Regions from separate parts of the Homo sapiens genome. Here region 2 is linked to region 1. A link is an interaction called in ENCODE POLR2A ChIA-PET data of the cell type or tissue named here. Cell type or tissue: Panc1. All regions are shown on one strand. Each heading gives the region's core, and the rest is flanking DNA. Links, peaks and the distances in the headings are about the cores only. Region 1 has its middle 25 kb from the start of CALCOCO1. Region 2 overlaps LOC105378250 (a long non-coding RNA gene).

Region 1 (4,394 bases), core at 295-4,294:
ACACACTGTGATGCACACAGGAAAGCAAGGAGGTGGAGGAGTCTTGATATGTCAACACACTTGTGTGCAGGATGGGGACAGACAAACCTGGGATCCTGCACAAAGATCCTGGAGCCAGAAGAACTAACTCCCGGGTAGTCTGTACACACAGAAGATATTGAAATCCTCAGAGGAGCTGCATACAGATTTCCCTGTACTAAGCTAGACACCAAGACCCCAGACCCTTGTTCAGAGAGGCTTGAACAGCAGAGAATTCCTTCAGATTCATCCACATTTACATCCACAGATACAAAACAATATATACATACACTTGCAGGAATACATATACATACATACACTTACTTGCATGAAAGCACATACACACCTCTCTTAATCAAATGCAAAAATTACAAAGTCTACACTTAATAGGAACTCAGCAAATGTTTGTTCCCTCTTCCCATCCTCATTGCCTGCCCACCTCCTATAGGCAGGAAACTAAAGGATAAAAAAAGCTCTTTCCTTAAGTAAGGTTTTCTTTAAAATACTTGAAGATGGATACTATGAAGCCAAGACAAAGATGAATCAGACAAAATCAAGAAAAACGTGGGGATGGTTAGTGGGGGAATGATTCTGGACTCTTTCCTCTCTTTTGGGAGAACAAAATCTCAGAGAGGAAAAGAACACCATTGTTATTATTACTACGCCCTTACCCCGACTCATGGTGACAAACAGTTACTATGGGTATGGCAGTAATGCCGTTTGGAGCGACACTTCTACCGAGCTAAGTATTCATCATGCACTTGAGTGTGTTTGTGGAGGAAGCTCAGAAGGCCTCTTATCCAATCTCCCTCTGCAGCCTGAATCTCTTTCACAGTCAGCCTGCTGGGGAGCCAGCCAGCTTCAGCTTCAGTACTCCTGCTAAAATGGAGCTCTTAATAAGCAGTCTGCCCCTATCGATGGACAGCTGCAGGGATTAAAATATTCTTTGGTGCAATTGAAATCTGTTTTCTTTTAAATTTCAGAATATACTATTTCTAACTACCTGTCATATCTCCTTGAGTTATTCTAATGTTTGAATACCAGTTCAATCTAAGCATTAATTGTCCCTCTACATTAGCAATAACAATTAGATACCCATTGGGAAAATCAGGAGATTTTGATCTCCACAGATGACTGTCATGTACTTATCTTAAACCCTTGTTCTAATGGGTAATTCCTGATTAACCTGAGTAATGAAAATGTATCACAAGAAAGAAAGATTTGTCATGCCTTGTTATCACTTCATAAGGCCATCTTTCTAGATACCTGCCATAACATCAGGATATTTCCATCCCAATAAAACATGATCATGATGTGCTTGGCTAATAAAAAGGAAAAAAGCCGTGTGTTAAAAATATGTTTAAAATGATTTGCATGAGTGGTGTAAATATAAACCACCACCATCATCATTGTCAACATTATCCCCAGTTTATTTGCCTTTTGAAATCCCTGCCTGACCTTGAGGGTGGGAGGTTGATAAAGGAAGAGGGAGGCAGAAAATTAGCATCTATTAAATGCTTATTATTGCTAGGCACTGTGCTAAACACTCACAATAACCCTCTAAGATAGGTATTATTATGCTCTTACAGATGAGGAAATTGGGCTCAAAGAAGTTCAGGAACTTGCTCTAGGTCATACAGTTAGTAATCACAGGATCAAGATTTCAACCCAGGTAAGTGTAATTCCAAAGTCTGCACTCTTTCCCCTACACCTGGACTGGTTACATTTACTTTGACCTCAGCAGTGCCTCACTGAGTGGATCTATGCTGCTACTGATGTGACACTGGTCAGGAGACATGCTGGGCTCAATGATCCTTCCTAGACACCCAGAGTCCCAGAGGGGAGCCAGAAGTTCTGAACCTGACCTTTGGGGCTTCTGTGTTCAGTCACATTACTGCCTTCACCCAGGAGTGCCCACACGTAATCATGGGCACCGTCATTGTTGTGTGCAGTGTCACATCCAACACGCATTTGGACTCACACAGGCTGGCTACACCTTCCCATCTCCCAGGCGGTGGTGTGTGCAGCCAGCAGGGGTCGCCGGCACACCAGGAATTACCACTTTCTGGGTTTGTCTCCTGGCCCAACAGGATGGAAATGTTCCTCTTCCTGTGTTCTTCTAAAATCTTACATTAATCCCTTGCCTTCCCCGCCTTTCCCTCCTATCTCCTCCTATCCCCACAGAGCCAGTAGGTTTCTTACGACAAGCTGGGTAGTAGTAGCCCAGTAAGTAACACCCTAAGCTGCTGAACCCCAACCTAGACCAGAGATCAGGGATTCTGGCAGCCAGTTCTGCTTCAGGAATGGCCAGGGAGCTAAGAAGCCTGGAACACCCAAGCTTCTGGATCAGCCTTGGCTGGGGAGGACTCTCCCTCCTCTCAGTGCTTCCTCCAACTCATCTCAGCATCTGCCACTGTACCTGTCTTGACCATTCTTTCCTGTCTCAACGTCCATGTAAGCATCTGTCTCAGGATCTTCGGACCCTCAAGGCCCTGTAGCTCCCTCATCTTGGGAGGGCCTAAGAATGCAGGAGGAGGCAAATCTCTAGTGATCTGTGGCCAGGGGTTTCAGAGGAGAAATCATGGTTTGGGTAATACAGGGGAGGGATCCAGGTACCCTGCCTCACAACAGTAAGTGGGGGCCAGTCATTTGCTATCTGTAGGAAAGGAGTCCAGACACTGTCTGTGGAGGTAGCTGTGTCTGCCTTTTGGGAGGGACATCTCTTTTCTGCACCTCGTCTCTCCCCTGCTATAGCAACAGTGCCTCAGCTTTTCCATCCCCCCATCTCTCTGTTGACCCCCTCCCCTCAACTCCTGGAGCCCACTGATTGGCGGCTGCCTGCTGCAGGGCCAGCTAGGTTTATGGCTTTGCGGCAGCTGGGGAGAAAACGAGGCCAGAGACAGAAAAATGGAAACCTATCAAGAAATCAAGGATGGTGAGAGTAAGAGAAAGAGAGTCAGAGATAGAAGCAGAAAGACTCCAAGAATAATAGAAACAAAAAATCAAAATGATGAGAGGCACAGACTGAAGCGGAGACAGATACAAAGAAAATTGTAGAGATACTGATAAAAGATGATGAAAAGGTGATAGGGATGGGGAGAAGAGGGAGAGAAAAGCACAGACAAAACCATTAGGATAAATCCTGGGAGTAGGGATGTGCATGGCTTTCTAGGGGGACAGGAGTTGCTGGTAGTAGGTAGAGGCTGAGGCTGTCATTTAGGGACTCCCAGAAATCATTTGGTGGTACAGAAGAGGCTGGAGGATCTTGCAGCCAGTCCCAGTTCTCTCCACACCTGTTCCATGTCCATTTCCACACCCTCCTCCTGGAGTTGTTTTTGTTTGTTTTAAGACAGAGTCTCTTTCAGGCTAGAGTGCAGTGGCATGATCAGGGCTCACTGCAGCCTCGACCTTCCAGGTTTTAAGTGATCCTCCTGCCTCAAGCCTCCTAAGTAGCTGGGACTACAGACATGCACCACCATGCCTGGCTAATTTTTATATCTGTGGTAGAGATGGGGTTTCACCATGTTGCCTAGGCTGGTCTCGAACTCCTGACCTCAAGTGACCCACCTGCCTTGGCCTCCCAAAGTGCTGGGATTACAGGTGTAAGCCATTGCGCCCTGCCTCCCTCCTGGAGTTTTAAGGCTATTGCAGGTCCTCCTTAAGGATGACCCATGACCTAGTATGGAAGGATCTTGTTCCATGTTCCATGAAATGCAAGGGAAAACTGAGGTCTGAGATTTGGGAGGAATTTTAATATTAGAGCTACCCTTTTTTGAGCATGAAATAACTTGCAAGGTTGTTAGTTCTCTGTCATGGCATCTCATTTGACACATATCGCTTTTACCTTATATTACGGTTATTTCTCTGTATTGTCTTTTTGCTAATATATAAGCTCCTTAACAGCAAGATCTGTGTCAGCCCTTCTTTGTGGCTCCCACAGTGCCTTGTTCTTATTAAGTGAACCAATGAATGGCCCCTGGAGATGTTTAAGCAGAGGTTGGATGACTACCAACGAGAGATGTGGTCCAGGGAATTTCTTTACTGAATGAGTAACTGGAAATATATCTCTAAGAGCATTTTTGGTTTTGAGGTTCTGTGAGCCCATACATATGAACCGGGCTTTCCTGGTTCTTTCCCTACTTCTCCAAATATGCAGAGGTAAGAGGAAAAGTGGGAAACTCAAGATTACCAAGTACCTACCATGTGCCAGGCTTTGTACAAGGCATTTTACACATCTGATCTCATTCAATCTTCTCAATAACAGGCAGGTGTTAGCCACAGTTTGCAAAGAGGGCTTAAGATAGATGAAGTTTATATAGGGACATAAAGCCTGGGTGATTTCCATAATACCATGTTTCTTATAATTCGAAAGATTT
Region 2 (4,394 bases), core at 330-4,329, 75 kb after region 1:
CACCGCAAGCTCTGCCTCCTGGGTTCACGCCATTCTCCTACCTCAGCCTCCCGAGTAGCTGGGATTACAGGTGCCCGCCACCACACCTGGCTAATTTTTTTGTATTTTTAGTAGAGACAGGGTTTCACCGTGTTAGCCAGGATGGTCTCGATCTCCTGACCTCGTGATCCACCCGCCTCAGCCTCCCAAAGTGCTGGGATTACAGGCGTGAGCCACTGCGCCCGGCCTAACACAATATGTATTCTTACTACTTGTTGTTGTTTGCTTCTTCTTGCTGGAATGTAAGTGACTTGAGTGGAGGGATTTTTTTGTGTGTGTGTTTTAATTGCTGTATCCCCAGTGCTGAATAGTTGAGGACCGGTAAATATTTGTTGAATGAATGAATAAGGGACCATGACTAGACATAGACTTCTAGAGAAGGCACACACAGAAAGAGAATATGAGAAGATTCTGTTTTTTGTTTGGCCTTAACTAATTTCTTCTAGACCTTGGATATATAACTCAGACCCTGTGTTCATGATGGCTTTTATACAGTTTACCTTTTCTTACGTGTTTTGAACTGTTTGCATTTAGAGCTGTTGGTGCACTGCGTACGCCATGGTTATTATTATTTAAAGCGGTCACCTTGAACACAAAGCCTCTACTCTTGTATTTCTGATTGCCTCCAACCATAATTGCAGAGGTACTTGAGTCAGGGCTTTGGAAACTCTGGGAAAGCTTAGATATCCAGAAACCTTTACTTTTTTTTCTTTTTCTTTTTTTTTTTGAGACATTGGTTTGACTGGCTCCAGAGTTTTCATTCTCTGGAAATTTTAAGGAAGAGCAAACTTATATAATTTGGGATCAGGAAAGGAGTTGTATTTACAAGCAAAGAGATTGATATAATCTCTAGGAGATGTTGCATTTTAAAGTCCACTTCTTGGAAGCTTTGAGACCTGAAATAATTATGTAGCAGCTCCATTGCTTTCCTCTCGTGAACGTTTATCAAGTTTCTAGGAGAGCACTTTGTGTCCACACTCTATTTGAAGTTGTTCAGCAGGAGCCATGAGGCCAAACTTCCGGATTGGCAAGATTGTTAGCACCCCAGCACGGGAACCAGTGGAACTTACTTCCTTGGAAAAATGTTTTGAAAAGGAAAGGTCCTGAGTGAGGGTAGTGCCCTTCTTAGAGACAGAGGAATGAACACAATGACCTTCAGGATGAAGGAGAGTGGGTGGGGTTGGCTGGGAAAACAAGACAGCCTTCAATGTAGTGGGCGGATTGTTGGATTCGACATGAGTTCTTCTTGGCTACTTGGGATGGAACTTTTGTTTTGGAGTTTGGAAAGAGCTCAGAGAATGAGAGAAACACAGGGAGTAGAAGGGAGGGAAGGAGGGAGCCAGGGGCATGATGGAATTCATACAAGCTGGCTTCATGTTCTCTGGCCTTTCTCTGTATTTCTTTAAGCACCTCCCCTGGGCCAAGCACCTCCTTTGGGAGAGACTGTTTCCTAATTAAACTGAGATCCACAGGCCCAGGGCCCTTATTAGGAAATATCCTTAGGAAATGCTCTTTAAATAGAAGATTGTGCGTATTCTAGTCTCCTGTTCCCACCTCTGTCTGGCCCTTTCTCTCTTTCAAAAAAAAAAATTCCTATTTCTAGGCATCCCAAGACATAGTTGTTAATCAATACAGCTATGTGTTTATTTTCTCTGTCCTAAGTGTCTCTTTTGGTTGCTCGGTACAATTGAGTAGATCCTTGTCCTGCGTAGCAAGGGTCGGTGGTGGGAGCATGGAATTCGGAAGGAACAGGTACATAGATCATGGCCCTGCCCTCTGGAGGCTTTTAGATATAAAGGAATTTAAGGGACATACCCAGGACACCATCAGACAGAAAGGGAAAACTAATTTCGGCTGAGCATCAGGGTTAGCTGTCAGTGCTGATGAAATGGGAAGGAAGGTTGGAGATAGGGAAATCAGTCAGGATGGCATAGGGAAGGCTTCTAGAAGTGGGGGAAAGATTGTAGAATAGGATTGAGAAGAGCTAGAGGGCCAAGACCAGATAGAAAGGAGTGAGGAGGGCACCTCTTGGCCACACCAGTAATTGATGCAGGCCAAACTTGCTGCATGCAGGGTAAGTCACAATGTGAGGAGCTGAGTTAGGAGTGGGGTAATAGGCTTGAGGGTAGAGGTGGGCATGATTAGGAAGGGGCTCTGACAGCTGGTTTGAAGAACCCAGACTGAATATAAACCATTAGAATAATTGCAGATTATTGCACAGGGAAAGATATTTCTGAGAATTGCATTCAAGGAAGATGTTTCTCTTTATTGTTAGACACTGGGCTGCAGTTAGGCTTTCTCAGGAGTCCCAATCATCTGTTTGCTTTTTCTTCTGTCAGTCTGGTTGTTTGTTTGTTTGTTTGTTCTGCATGCTTCTGTTTGAGTCATGGGTTTTGACTCAAACCCATGTAAGGCCCCTTTTCGGTTCCTTCTATTTTTCCCTTTCACCCCTCACCTCTATTTCTCATTTCCTTTCCTTGTGGGAGCCATCTGCTTTCATGTATTTAGTTAGTGCTCTTCCAATCCAAACTCTATATGTTTATTTAGAGACATTCAGCCATTCACCAAATATAAAGTGCCTGCTATGTGTTGAACAGAGTTGCAGGTGCTGAGAAGTTGTAGGTGCACAGTTGTAGGTGTTCACAGCAGTGAACAAAACAATCAAAACCTGCATTTGTGTTGCTTACGTTCTAGTGGGGTGAGAGGATTGTGAACAAATAAATGAGTGGATACGTTAAATAGTGATAAGTGCTATGCAAACAAAAAATCAGGGTAGGGGATAAGTTGTATTGTGGGTGGTCAGGAGCAGATTGCCGCTTTCTTCAGGGTGATGTAAGAAAGCTTCACTGAAACGTGTGGTGCATCAAATGCACATTAAAGACCAGCCATATGGACATCTAGGGTAGGAGTGGTTCAGGTGTGGGTGGACAGCAAGTACAAAGGCCCTGAGGCAGGTCTTGCCTGGTATGTTAGGAGGCCAGAAGGGTCAGTATAGGCCAATGCCCAGAGCAAAATGAGTGAGAAAAGAGAGAGAAACAGAAGGCTGGGAGGTAGCTGGGTCAGTGGCAAATCATGCAAGACTTTGTGGACCACTGTAAGCTCAGATCTTGGCTTATACTCTGAATAAGGAGGGAAACCAGGGGAAGGTTTTGAGCAGAGGAATTACATGATCTGATTTACATTTTAAAATAGATCTATCTGTATCCTTAAAAAATATAGTGTTATTTTGACCGCTTTTTAATGTACATAAATGACATTGTGCTATATGCTTTATCCTGCTTTTACTTTTTCCACTTAACATTGTTTCTGAGCTTTATCTATGTTGCTGTATGGAAATCAACTTCATTATTTCTGACCGCTATGCTCATACAGTAGATTTTATTACATATTCACCTAGTAATAGACATTTGGGTTGCCTCCAACTTTTTACTACCACAAACAGTGCTGTGATAAATATCCTTATCTCAGCCTCTTTATGAACCCAGAGAGTTTTCCTGCGGTGTATACCTAGCAGTGGGATTGCTGGGTTAGAGAGCGTGTGCACATTTAATTCCATGAAGACTGTACCAGGATGGTGGCCCTCACCAGCAGTGTGTGATAGTTTGTATCTTCTCATTTATTTCTCATATTGATCCTGTAAGGCAAATATTATCATTTCCATTTTATGGATAAGAGAACTGAGGCTTAGAGAGATTAAGCAAGTTATCAAAATTTATACAGTTAAGCAGAAGAGCTATGGCTCCACTCCAGAAAATTACTCAATATTCTTTGCTCTTACTACTGTAGTACCCAGTACTGCCTCTTCCAGAAATAACGTGAAGCAAATTGTTCATGCTGTGTTCCTCTTTTAATCATTTCTTCCTTTTAGGGCTGGCTGGACAGAAGACAGTATTCTTGAGGTCCAAAGAGCCACTAAAGGGAATCTGTGGCCTCCCTCTCAATCTGTGTCCATTTTAGGAATTGGGGTGTTGAAGGAAACTTGTGTACAATCCCAACAGAGCGGTAGGGAAGCAGGGCAGCGTGGCATAGGAGTTCACTTGAGTTTTGGCATCAGACAGTCTTTGTTCAAATCCTGGCACAACCATTTGTTCTCTGTGTGACTTTGCACGAGTTCTTGGCTTATCTAAATCTCAGTTTTCTAACGTACACAATGAAGACAACAATAGGACTTGTCTCTTAGAGTTGTTGTGAGGAAGCACAGGTAAAATACTCAATGTAGTGCCCATAGTAAATGTTCAATAAATGTCAGTTATTATTTTTGCTATAATATTTGAGCCTTGCCCTTTTCTTTCTTTCTTTTTTTTTTTTTTTGGGATGGAGTCTCACTGTCACCCAGGCTGGAGCGCAATGGCGTG

The links. Peaks named below come from ENCODE experiments on the same cell type or tissue, not always from the same donor. Only the 100,000 strongest peaks of a DNase experiment are listed, where the experiment ranks them.
Region 2: POLR2A ChIA-PET joins it to region 1 with 6 read pairs; 2 of 35 experiments call an interaction of 5 or more read pairs at or near these places.

Annotation. Positions count from the first base shown.
Region 1 is chr12:53,699,915-53,704,308 of GRCh38, forward strand. No RefSeq gene overlaps it. Among named protein-coding and RNA genes, the nearest start is that of CALCOCO1, 25 kb to the right of the region's middle. RefSeq lists an enhancer at 1,871-2,165. In Panc1, for the core only: CTCF peaks have their summits at 2,049 (motif pointing right) and 2,302; a DNase peak (open chromatin) is centred at 2,057; H3K27me3 peaks cover 651 bases.
Region 2 is chr12:53,774,640-53,779,033 of GRCh38, forward strand. The region is part of intron 1 of LOC105378250 (a long non-coding RNA gene); the gene reads left to right. Among named protein-coding and RNA genes, the nearest start is that of CISTR, 25 kb to the left of the region's middle. In Panc1, for the core only: no CTCF peak of the experiment used is centred there; a DNase peak (open chromatin) is centred at 2,432; H3K27ac peaks cover 4,000 bases.